2 separate regions of the Homo sapiens genome follow, and region 1 is linked to region 2. A link is an interaction called in ENCODE POLR2A ChIA-PET data of the cell type or tissue named here. Cell type or tissue: PC-3. All regions are shown on one strand. Links, peaks and the distances in the headings refer to the core of each region. The heading gives the core; the rest is flanking DNA.

Region 1 (4,000 bases), core at 1-4,000, 830 kb before region 2:
AGCTGCTGAACATATATAAAACAGAGCGGGGGAAAAAACCCTCTATAGTCCGGGCATGGTGGCCCATGCCTGTAATCCCAGCAATTTGGGAGGCTGAGGCGGATGCATCACTTGAGGTCAGGAATTCAAGACCAGCCTGGCCAACATGGTGAAACCCTGTCTCTACTAAAAATACAAAAATTAGCTGAGTGTGATGGTGCACACCTGTGGTCCCAGCTACTTGGGAGGCTGAGGCGGGAGGATTGCTTGAACCCGGGAGGCGGAGGTTGCGGTGAGCCAAGATCATGCTACTGCACTCCAGCCTAGGGAACAGAGTGAGACTCCGTCTCAAACAAAACAAAACAAAACAAAACAAAACAAGCAAACAAAAAAAACCCCTCTATAGTCCTAATATTATTCCTCAATATTTTCTTGATATTTCTAGGTTGAATTTAATTCCTATTACATATTATACCAGAAAGTATTGAAACATTAAATTGGAATTTGAGCTATAAACTTCATTCACCCTGATTATCCCAAAATACATATAGATAAGCTTAAATTATTTGGTATATTCCGCAAGACAAAATAATAAAATGTAAATATAGAAGAGTTCATAACCAATGAAAATCTTGAGACCATTGAGAGAACTGTATGCGGAGGGCATTATTGTTTCCTGATGATATACAGTCATCCCTTGGTATTTGTGGGAATTAGTTCCAGGATCCCCTGTAGATACCAAAGTTCACAATTCTCAAGTCGCTGACATAAAATGGCATAGTATTTGCACATAACTTATACACATCCTCCTATATACTTTAAATCACCTCTAGATTACTTGTAATATCTAACACAGTGTAAATGCTATGTAACTATTTGTTATACTGTATTGTTCAAGTAATAATGAGAAGAAGTTTGTACATGTTCAGTTCGATTTTTTTGTTCAAATATTTGCCATGTAAGGTTGGGTGACTTTATGGATGCAGAACCCATGTATATGGAGAGCCAACTGTAATCTGTAATACATATAAAAAATAGTGAATAGAGCAGCCATGTGTGTAACTGTATACCACACAGAAAAGGGCTTATGAATTTACGCTTAAACAGAGAGAGACAGACAGTAAACATCAAAACCTGGGTAATTAAATAATATAATCATGTCTCACCTTCAGCTAACTTGGGTCATTTAACTTAGAAAGGTATGATAGATAACCAACCTGAAAAGTGTCAGCAACTCGATGTAGGAACTCAATTACAAAGAGAGGTGGCACTTCGGTCTGTATGACAGATACAAAGAAGAGCTTATCCCGGTAGATACTGATGAGGTAGTGGTGAGGTGTTGAAATGACAGGTGGTACATTTTCAACATCAGCAGCTTTCTCTTGAGCTTCAAAGAAATAATCACAGACAGACTGGCTCACAACGCTCTTCCAGTGCTTCTCTAGAAATATGTCACCGGAACAGTTTATGAGAAATAGACTGTGGATCATTTTCTGTTGGGGCAAAGAAAGGTTTAAATTTATTATACATTAAATATCATTTAACATACACAAAAAGATTATACACCTTGACCAAGTGGGATTTATTCTAAGAATGCAAGGCTGGTTCAACATACAAAAATCAATCAACATGATATACAATAAGAACTAAAACAATCATTTCAAAAGGTGCAGAAATTGCATTTGACAAAATCCAACATCCTTTTACGAAAAAAAAAAAAAAAAAAGAAAGCCATTTAAGAACAAAAAGAAACTTCCTCAGCCAGGCTCAGTGGCACATGCCTGTAATCTCAGCACTTTGGGAGGCTGAGGTGGGCGGATTGCTTGAGCTCAGGAGTTTGAGACCAGCCTGGGCAACAGGGCAAAACATCATCTTTACAAAAAATACAAAAATTAGCCAAGCATGGTGGCACTTGCCTGTAGTCCTAGGTACTCAGGAGGATGAAGCAGGAGAATTGCTTGAGCCCAGGAGGAAGATCGACGCTGTAGAGAGCTAAGATTGCGCCACTGCACTCCAGCCTGGGTGACCAAGTGAGACACTATCTAAAAAAAAAAAAAAAAAAAAAAAAAATTTCCTTAACCTGATGAAAACCCCACAGCTAATATTATATTTAAAGGTGAAAGACCGAACACTTTCTCCTTAATAACAAAACCTAACAAGGATGCCCAGTCCCATCATTTCTATTCAACATGGTACTAGAGGTTTGAACCAGGGCAATTAAGCAAGAAAATAAAACAAAAGGCTTCCAAATTGGAAAGGAAGAAGTAAAACTGTATCTGTAGAAGATACAATCTTATATATAGAAAATCCTAAGGAATCCACACACACACAAAAAAAAACCTATTAGAGCTAATAAATTTAGTTCAGCAAGCTTGCAGGACACAAGTCAATATAAAAATCAATTATATTTCTATCCACTATAGCTATAAAATACTAAAAATGGGCTAGGCATTGTAACTCATGCCTATAAACCCAGCACTGTGGGAGGCTGAGGAAGGAGGATTGCTTGAGCTCAGGAGTTTAAGACCAGCCTATGCAACATAGTGAGACCTCATCTCTATTAAAAAAAAAAAAACAAAACAAAACTGAAAATGAAATAAAACAATTTCAGGCCGGGCGTGGTGGCTCATGCCTATAATCCCAGCACTTGGGGAGGCCGAGGCAGGTGGATCACCTGAGGTCGGGAGTTCAAGACCAGCCTGGCCAACGTGCAGAAACTCTGTCTCTACTAAAAAAAAAAAAAAAAGGCCAGGCGCGGTGGCTCACGCCTGTAATCCCAACACTTTGGGAGGCCGAGGTGGGTGGATCACGAGGTCAGGAGATCGAGACCATCCTGGCTAAGACGGTGAAACCCCGTCCCTACTAAAATTAGCCAGGCGTGGTGGCACGCACCTGTAGTCCCAGCTACTCAGGAGGCTGAGGCAGAAGAATCGCTTGAACCCGGGAGGCGGAGGTTGCAGTGAGCCGAGACTCAAGATTGCACCACTGTACTCCAGCCTGGGTGACAGATTGAGACTCCATCTCAAAAAAAAAAAAAAAAAAATCCCAGCTGCCTTTTCGTGGAATTTGACAGGCTAATCCTAAATTCATAAGGAATTGAAAAAGATCAACAGCCAAAACAATCTTGAAAAGGAACAACAGGGGCGAACGGGGTGGGGTGCGCCATTCCTCCCTGGCCAGGGTGCTTGGGAGCAGGGACCCCCACCTGCAGCTGAGCATCCTTCCTGGGAGCCACTCTGCTGTTCCAAGGACCTGGGAGGAGCCCTCGGTCCCCCGGGTGCCAGGGCCCTGGGGCGCACACATCCACCCCAGCCCGAGCCTGCGTTTCCTGAGCCAGGATCTGGGGCGAGATGGCTGCAGGCGGCCGTGCGCCCAAGCCCCACGTCCTCGTCTGCCTTGGGGCGCTCCTGGCCAGCTGGTCGCCGTAGGTTAAACTCACCTTACACCTGTAACCGGTGGACTTCCCTACATACCTTTGCAAGCCCTTCTGTGCCGACCAGCGCCTTCAAAGCGGGGTCTTCTGCCTTTACTTTTGGAAAAGCTTTTCATTTTGAAATACTTGGCTGACTTACAAAAGACTTCCCCTCACACTTGACATGATTGACAAAAGGTCTGAAATGCTTCATCTACAGTCTGATTTACTATGAAACAAGAATTGGGGGGATGCTTACAAAAATATGTAGAATTAAAAAGATTGAAAAAATATATATATTTGAATTAAAAAAAAAAAGGAACAACGAAGATGGATAACTCGTGCTTCCTGATTTCAAAACTTACTACAAAACTACTATGTGGTATTGGCACAAGGACAGACCTACAGATCAATAGAACATTAACCCTTACATTTATGGTCAACTGATTTTCAACAAGGGTGCCAAGACCTGGGTGACCAGTTGGAGAGAGAACAACCTTTTCAACAAATGGTACTGGAACAACTGGATTTCCACATACAAAAGAATGAAATTGGATACAAAAAGCAACACAAAATGTATCAAAGACCTAATTGGAAAAGCCAAAATGA
Region 2 (6,222 bases), core at 1,250-5,249:
TTCCTGCTAGATTCTCCCATATCCCTAAGCCACCCCATTGTAAGGCATTAATGCTCATTCTTGTTTAATGTTTGTCTTTCCTGCTGGGCTATGTGATCTGGAAGGGTGGGAACCATGCCTCTCCTTTTCCTCACTGTATCCAGTGCTCATTAAATATTAGTTGAAGGGAGGAGAGATGGACAGATGGATGGTCAGGTAGCCAGTCTGAGGGGCTTAGTGTCTGAGTCGTTATTAGTTTTCCATTGCTACTGGAATAAATTACTACAGACTTAGTGGCTTAAAAACAACACATTTTTAATCTTATAGTTGTAGGTTGGAAGTCCATCATGGGTCTCACCAGATTAAAATCGGGGTATCAGCAGGGCTGGCTCCTCTCTGGAGACTTTAAGTGAGGATCCATGTTCTTTTTTTTTTTTTTGAGATGGAGTCTCACTCTGATGCCCAGGCTGGAGTGCAGTGGCGTGATCTCGGTTCACTGCAAGCTCCGCCTCCCGGGTTCACGCCATTCTTCCACCTCAGCCTCCCGAGTAGCTGGGACTACAGGCGCCCGCCACCACGCCCGGCCAATTTTCTGTATTTTTTTTTTTTTTTAGTAGAGACGGGGTTTCACCATGTTAGCCAGGATGGTCCTGATCTCCTGACCTCGTGATCCACCCGCCTTGGCCTCCCAAAGTTCTGGGAAGGAGAGGATCCATGTTCTTATCCATCTGGGTTATTGGCAGAATTCAATTCCTTGTGTTGACAGGACCGAGATCCTGGTTTTCTTGCTGTCAGGTGAAGGTCATGGCCAGGTTCTACAGGCCACCCACATTCCCCGGCTTGCAGCCCCCTCCCCATCTTGAAAGCCTGTGATAGCAGGTGGAGTCTCTCTCATGCTTTGAACCCTTCCTCCTCCTTTTGCCATTTCATTTCTAACCAAGTCCGTAAAAGGTTCTCTGCTTTTAAGGATTAATGTGATTAGATCAATCATGCCCACTCAGATAATCCAGGATAAACTCCCCATCTCTAGGTCGGTACCCCTAGTCACTTCTGCAGAGTTCTTTTTGCTACAACAGGTATAGTATGTTTACAGGTTATGGGAATTAGAGCACAGATGGCTGGGGCGCTGCTGTTGTTGTGCTTACTACAGAGCCTGTGTTTTTTCTTCCTCAGTACTTTCTCCAAAAAGCTTTTCCACTGGTTTGTAGTTCCATTGGTACTTGTTTAATTTTAAATAGTATTCCTTTGGTTTTGCTAGATAAAACTATTGTAAGCTACTAGTACTTGACAATGTATTTGTGTAAAATTGAATGAGTGAATGAATATGTATTATGGCTCTCAAATCTGATAAATTGCAAAATACAATAGTAAAACAAACTCCAGAAAGACAAAGCACCATGAAACGTGTCAACAGAGAGAACAAGAATTTTAGAGGAAATTAGCTGGACGTGGTGGGGTGTGTCAGTAGTCCCAGCACTTTGGGAGGCCAAGGCTGGTGGATTCTTGAGGCCAGGAATTCAAGACCAGCCTGGCCAACATGGCAAAACCCCATCTCTACCAAAAAAATACAAAACAATTAGCCGGGCTTGGTGATGCGTGCCTGTAGTCCCAGCTACTCGAGAGGCTGAGGTGACAGCACTGCTTGAGTCTGGGAGGCTAAGGTTGCAGTGAGCCGTGATCATGCCACCGCACTCCAGCCTGGGCAACAGAGTAAGACCCTGTCTCAAAAATAAAAAAATAGGCTGGGCGCTGTGGCTCACACCTGTAATCCCAGCACTTTGGGAGGCTGAGGCAGGTGGATCACAAGGTCAGGAGATCAAGACCATCCTGGCTAACACAGTGAAACCCTGTCTGTACTAAAAATACAAAAACAAAATTAGCCAGGCATAGTGGCGGGCGCCTCTAGTCCCAGCTACTAAGGAGGCTGAGGCGGGAGAATGTCGTGAACCTGGGAGGTGGAGCTTGCAGTGAGCCAAGATGACGCCACTGCACTCCAGCCTGGGCAACAGAGCGAGACTCCGTCTCAAAAAAAAAAAAAAAATTAAAGTGTTAGAGGAAATTGTTGAGTTTATGAAATCGCTAAACCAGAGGTAAGGAATTACTTGATCAGTAGCATTGCTTTCCTTTATCTAATTACTATAGATTGTGCAGTAGTATATCAAGACACGTTACGGTCTTTTGTGTTATTTTAAAGTTGGCCATGAGAAAATAAAATGGAAATATTTCTTCATCCCTCAGCATCCTTTACAGAATCATAGAAATTTAGAACTGTAAGGGATCTATGGCCAATTCTCTTGAGCTAAATAAAGGTAAGATTGCTGCCTAAAGGAAAGATAGGCTGAAGATTTTAGAATTTGATAGGGTAGCTTAAATAGTAGTAGTTGAGATACAGTATTGCTTAAAGTGAGAGAAACCATTAAGAGAAAGAATATTCCTTGCCCCTGATTGAAAATGGCTGAAATCCACTAATTTTCAAACTGCATAATTATTAAAAAGTCTGTCTTTCATAAGATACCTGTGAGAATAAATAGTAAGCTGTAATATGATGTGAATTACCTTAGTTACTGAATATTAAGTCACAAAGTACAAAAGCAGATTTGAATGTAGAGAAAAATTCAGTGCGTGAAATTGAGGTCATATGTGCCCATGATATATGCCTTACAGGAAGTAATAAAAAAGAGGGGGGAAGTAAGTGGTATACTTTTAAGCTGATGGGATCCATTTTAAGGGTGGAATTTAAATTGCTGTTCTTTAAAAGTTAAGTTTTTACCCTCCTCACTATATAAGGGGACAGAGGGGAGGGCTCTGATCAAAGTAGACCTCTCCCCTCCCCGCTTCAGTGTGCTTCTTAGAAGTCGACAAGCAAGCTGTCTTTGTTTGCCGTTCCTGAGCAGAAAGAGGAGATTGATACCATTTTTATCTATTCAGACTTTTTCCTTGCATTCATTTGAATGAGAGAAGCCTCATAAAAGAACAGTGTCACAGGTTAAATGCATCTGCCTGGGTGTCTCTCCTGCCTGAGGTCATAATCCTGTGACAATATTTTATTTTCTCAACATCTTAAATACAGATGTTTAGAGTTTTTTTTTTTTAACTCAGGAATAGTGTGCTTTTATTAACGGTATTGGTGATTGATTTTGAATGTTTTTACTTCAAAAAGCCAAATCTCCTGGTGGGTGGAATTTTATGAAGCACCTGTTAAGCTTTAGGGAGGAGGACCTTTTTGGCAGCAATCCAAAATACATATTTAAACAATGAGCCTGCCAAAGTCAGGAAATTATAAAACAGTTTTGAAATTGCAGAATCTGCTTTTTTTTATTACCCCTCAGGTTTCCTTTGCAGCTTGGTTGTAAGTTCTTTCACATGGGATTTACTAATGTTCTTACTATTTAAAGACCAGGTTTAAAAAAATAAAATCAAGTTTGGAGATCTCTTCGGGTTTATGTGATAAAAGACCATTAGATTTTAAACTGTACAGCCTTCCAAAGAATCTAGGCTCACGCTCCGCACACCTCTTGGAGGAATCTATTACACACTGGCTCATGGCTGGCTCCTTTGAATGGCATTGCCCCTCAGGGTCTCCAGTTTTCCTCTGTGAAGTGAGCAGTAAGACCTGGTGTGTGGAGCGCTGCTAGGTGAAAAGTGTGCCCCAAACAGGAAAATGGGGGAACCTGCTGAGGCCACACTTCTTGGTGGGTCCTGTTTAACCTGGATCTCTCAGCTTCTTAACTCTGTCTCTCAAATTCACTGTTTTCTGCTCCTGCTTCCAGAGTTTAAACTCAGTGACCCAGGGGCAAGATGGCAATGGAATATCCTCTGTCTAGCCCAGCAATGGGATGTTCTTTGTGTGCTATTGGATTTGGGTGGGGGAGGGCATCTGTAGTTATGTTAAGCAGCCTCAATTTTTTATTTAGTTATCTGTTGAGTTTTATGATTTCATCACACACAGAGAGCAGGAATTGTTTGAACTTTGGCAACTCCCCTCAGTGTGTGGCAAACCAGGACCCCCTGGGTAGATGGTGGTTGATGAAGACGGCAAGTACAGGTGCAGGAGTAAGAATGCCTGAGCCTGTGTTATCTTCAAGTTCTCAAAGGCTTCAGATTGGAATTGGTATAAATTAAGTTCTCTTAGGGAAAACATTCGTACAGTCATTTTGTTACATACAGGGAAAGAAGGCAAGGGGAAAAGGCAGAAAGGAAAATCTGTAATTCGGATTCTCTGATCTGTTGGCATTTTCAAGTTCCTAAGGTTCATTGGCTAGCCTCATCAGCTATCTATTAAATATTAGGGAATGGGAGTTTAAAAAAGTCAAAGGCACCATTCCCATCAAGCAATTTGCTTTTTATTCTCATAGGACACCCATCCTGTTTGAAATTTTGTCCTGAATTAACAACAAATGTAAAGGCCTTAAGGTGGCAGTGCATCGAATGCAAGACATGCAGTGCCTGTAGAGTCCAAGGCAGAAATGCTGTAAGTATGGCTCCCGTAATCCGCCTCCAGGTAACTCGCTAATTTCCAGTGTTAAGGTGTTTTCATTTTTATAGAGTATGGCTACTTTCTTTCTAAAGCTTTAAATACACATGATGTCAAACTGCAACCAGGATCTTGGTGCACTTTCCTTATATTGTATTAATGTTAATCCAGTAACAAAAGAATTTTTGGCCTTTTACAGTTGGTTTCAGTCTCAATTAGTCTCTAATATGTTATATTACAGGATAATATGCTTTTTTGTGATTCCTGTGATAGAGGATTTCATATGGAATGCTGTGACCCACCACTTTCCAGAATGCCAAAAGGTGAACTTCTAAACTGTACTAAAAATGTATTTTATTACATATTGGTTAGCTTTGTCCTGAGGTCTGACAGCTCAGAGGTATACAGGTTCTTTAAGCATTTTTTTCATCCCTCCCACCTTCCCTATACTTCTGAGTTTAGCACAGGTTGTGAATAGAGGAGTATAAAAGCATAGAAAAAAATACATATATATATGTGTATATATATACATATATATAAAATAAAGGCTCTAATTCAGACCCAGGGATGAAAAGACCATCTCTCTCTCCAAACCATTCCCCTATTAGAATAAGATTAGATTATTAAGGTCAAAAGTTTAGAACACTTTCCATATTATTCAGCACAGTGTTAAGAGCTTAACAAATTTTATATTTTTGAGGATGATAGTGACTCCAAAGTCCTACAACAGGAAGCCATCACCATTTTCTTGGCCATTAGTTGATATTTTGAACACGAGCATCTGAATGATCTTATAGCTGATTGTGTCTGATGGAATGTGGATTTTCTTCTGTTTATTGTGTAAATCAGCTAAGCTCAGCCTTTTCCCCTCATTTTGCAATATATTAAACATTTAAAAATAACTTTGCCTTTTTATTATAAAATCCATAATTTACATTGTGGAAGATTTAAAAAGTACAGATAGACAAAAAAGGAATAAAAATAAAAATGAATTGGAAATTTCCTTCTCTGCCTTCACATACCCTTTGAAGGGAAATGGAACATTCTGTACATGTTTTTGTAATGTACTTTTTCCTCCCTCTTAATAGATTATAAGCATCCCCTACATCATTAAATATTCTCCTAAACATAGTTTTTAATAAGTATGTAGAACTCCATAGTATAGAGCAGGGATTACAAACCTGGCAACTATGGGTCACAGATATGCTTTGTTGGTACAATATTTTTACAAGTTTGAATCTGAGTCCTCTGGGTGGTGCGTGTGTGCTCCAGTTTGCCACAATCTCACTACTCCCTGCTGTCTTACGTTCCAATTTGCTTCAGTCACATACATTATACAATCTAGGTCCTTCCTGGAGGTATTTGATTTTCCAACCCTCTATATAAATGAACTCTAATTTATTTAACCAGTCCCTTAGGGTGGATATTACAAATGTTTCCAATTTTTTCCATCCACAATTATTTCCTTGAAATAAATTCCTAGAGGAGGAACTGTTGGATCAAAGGCTAGATACATGAAAGGCTGTATCAGTTTTCAGGCTGTCCAGCAGTATAGAAGGATACCTATTTTCCTGTATTGTGACCAGTACTCACCGTTACTATATCTCCTTGAGTCTAAGACACATTTTTTTAATGTTTTAATATTTTTGAAGTCAGATGCATCATACAGTATCTTAGATTTGATTAGAGTATTATTATTTTTAAAATTTTACCAGTTTGATAATAGAAATATGTCTGATTATTTCTTTTTAAGTAGTCAGATTGAACAT

The links. Peaks named below come from ENCODE experiments on the same cell type or tissue, not always from the same donor. Only the 100,000 strongest peaks of a DNase experiment are listed, where the experiment ranks them.
Region 1: POLR2A ChIA-PET joins it to region 2 with 8 read pairs; 2 of 35 experiments call an interaction of 5 or more read pairs at or near these places.

The regions. Positions count from the first base shown.
Region 1 is chr10:74,136,911-74,140,910 of GRCh38, forward strand. AP3M1 (adaptor related protein complex 3 subunit mu 1) reads right to left here. Exons shown (of 9, transcript NM_012095.6): 2 at 1,197-1,472. The coding sequence starts at 1,469. Among named protein-coding and RNA genes, the nearest start is that of AP3M1, 12 kb to the right of the region's middle. In PC-3, for the core only: a CTCF peak has its summit at 1,260; no DNase peak of the experiment used is centred there.
Region 2 is chr10:74,965,326-74,971,547 of GRCh38, forward strand. KAT6B (lysine acetyltransferase 6B) reads left to right here. Exons shown (of 18, transcript NM_012330.4): 5 at 4,335-4,450; 6 at 4,695-4,776. Among named protein-coding and RNA genes, the nearest start is that of SNORD172, 53 kb to the right of the region's middle. In PC-3, for the core only: a CTCF peak has its summit at 4,398; a DNase peak (open chromatin) is centred at 3,206; H3K4me3 peaks cover 1,317 bases; H3K27ac peaks cover 1,302 bases.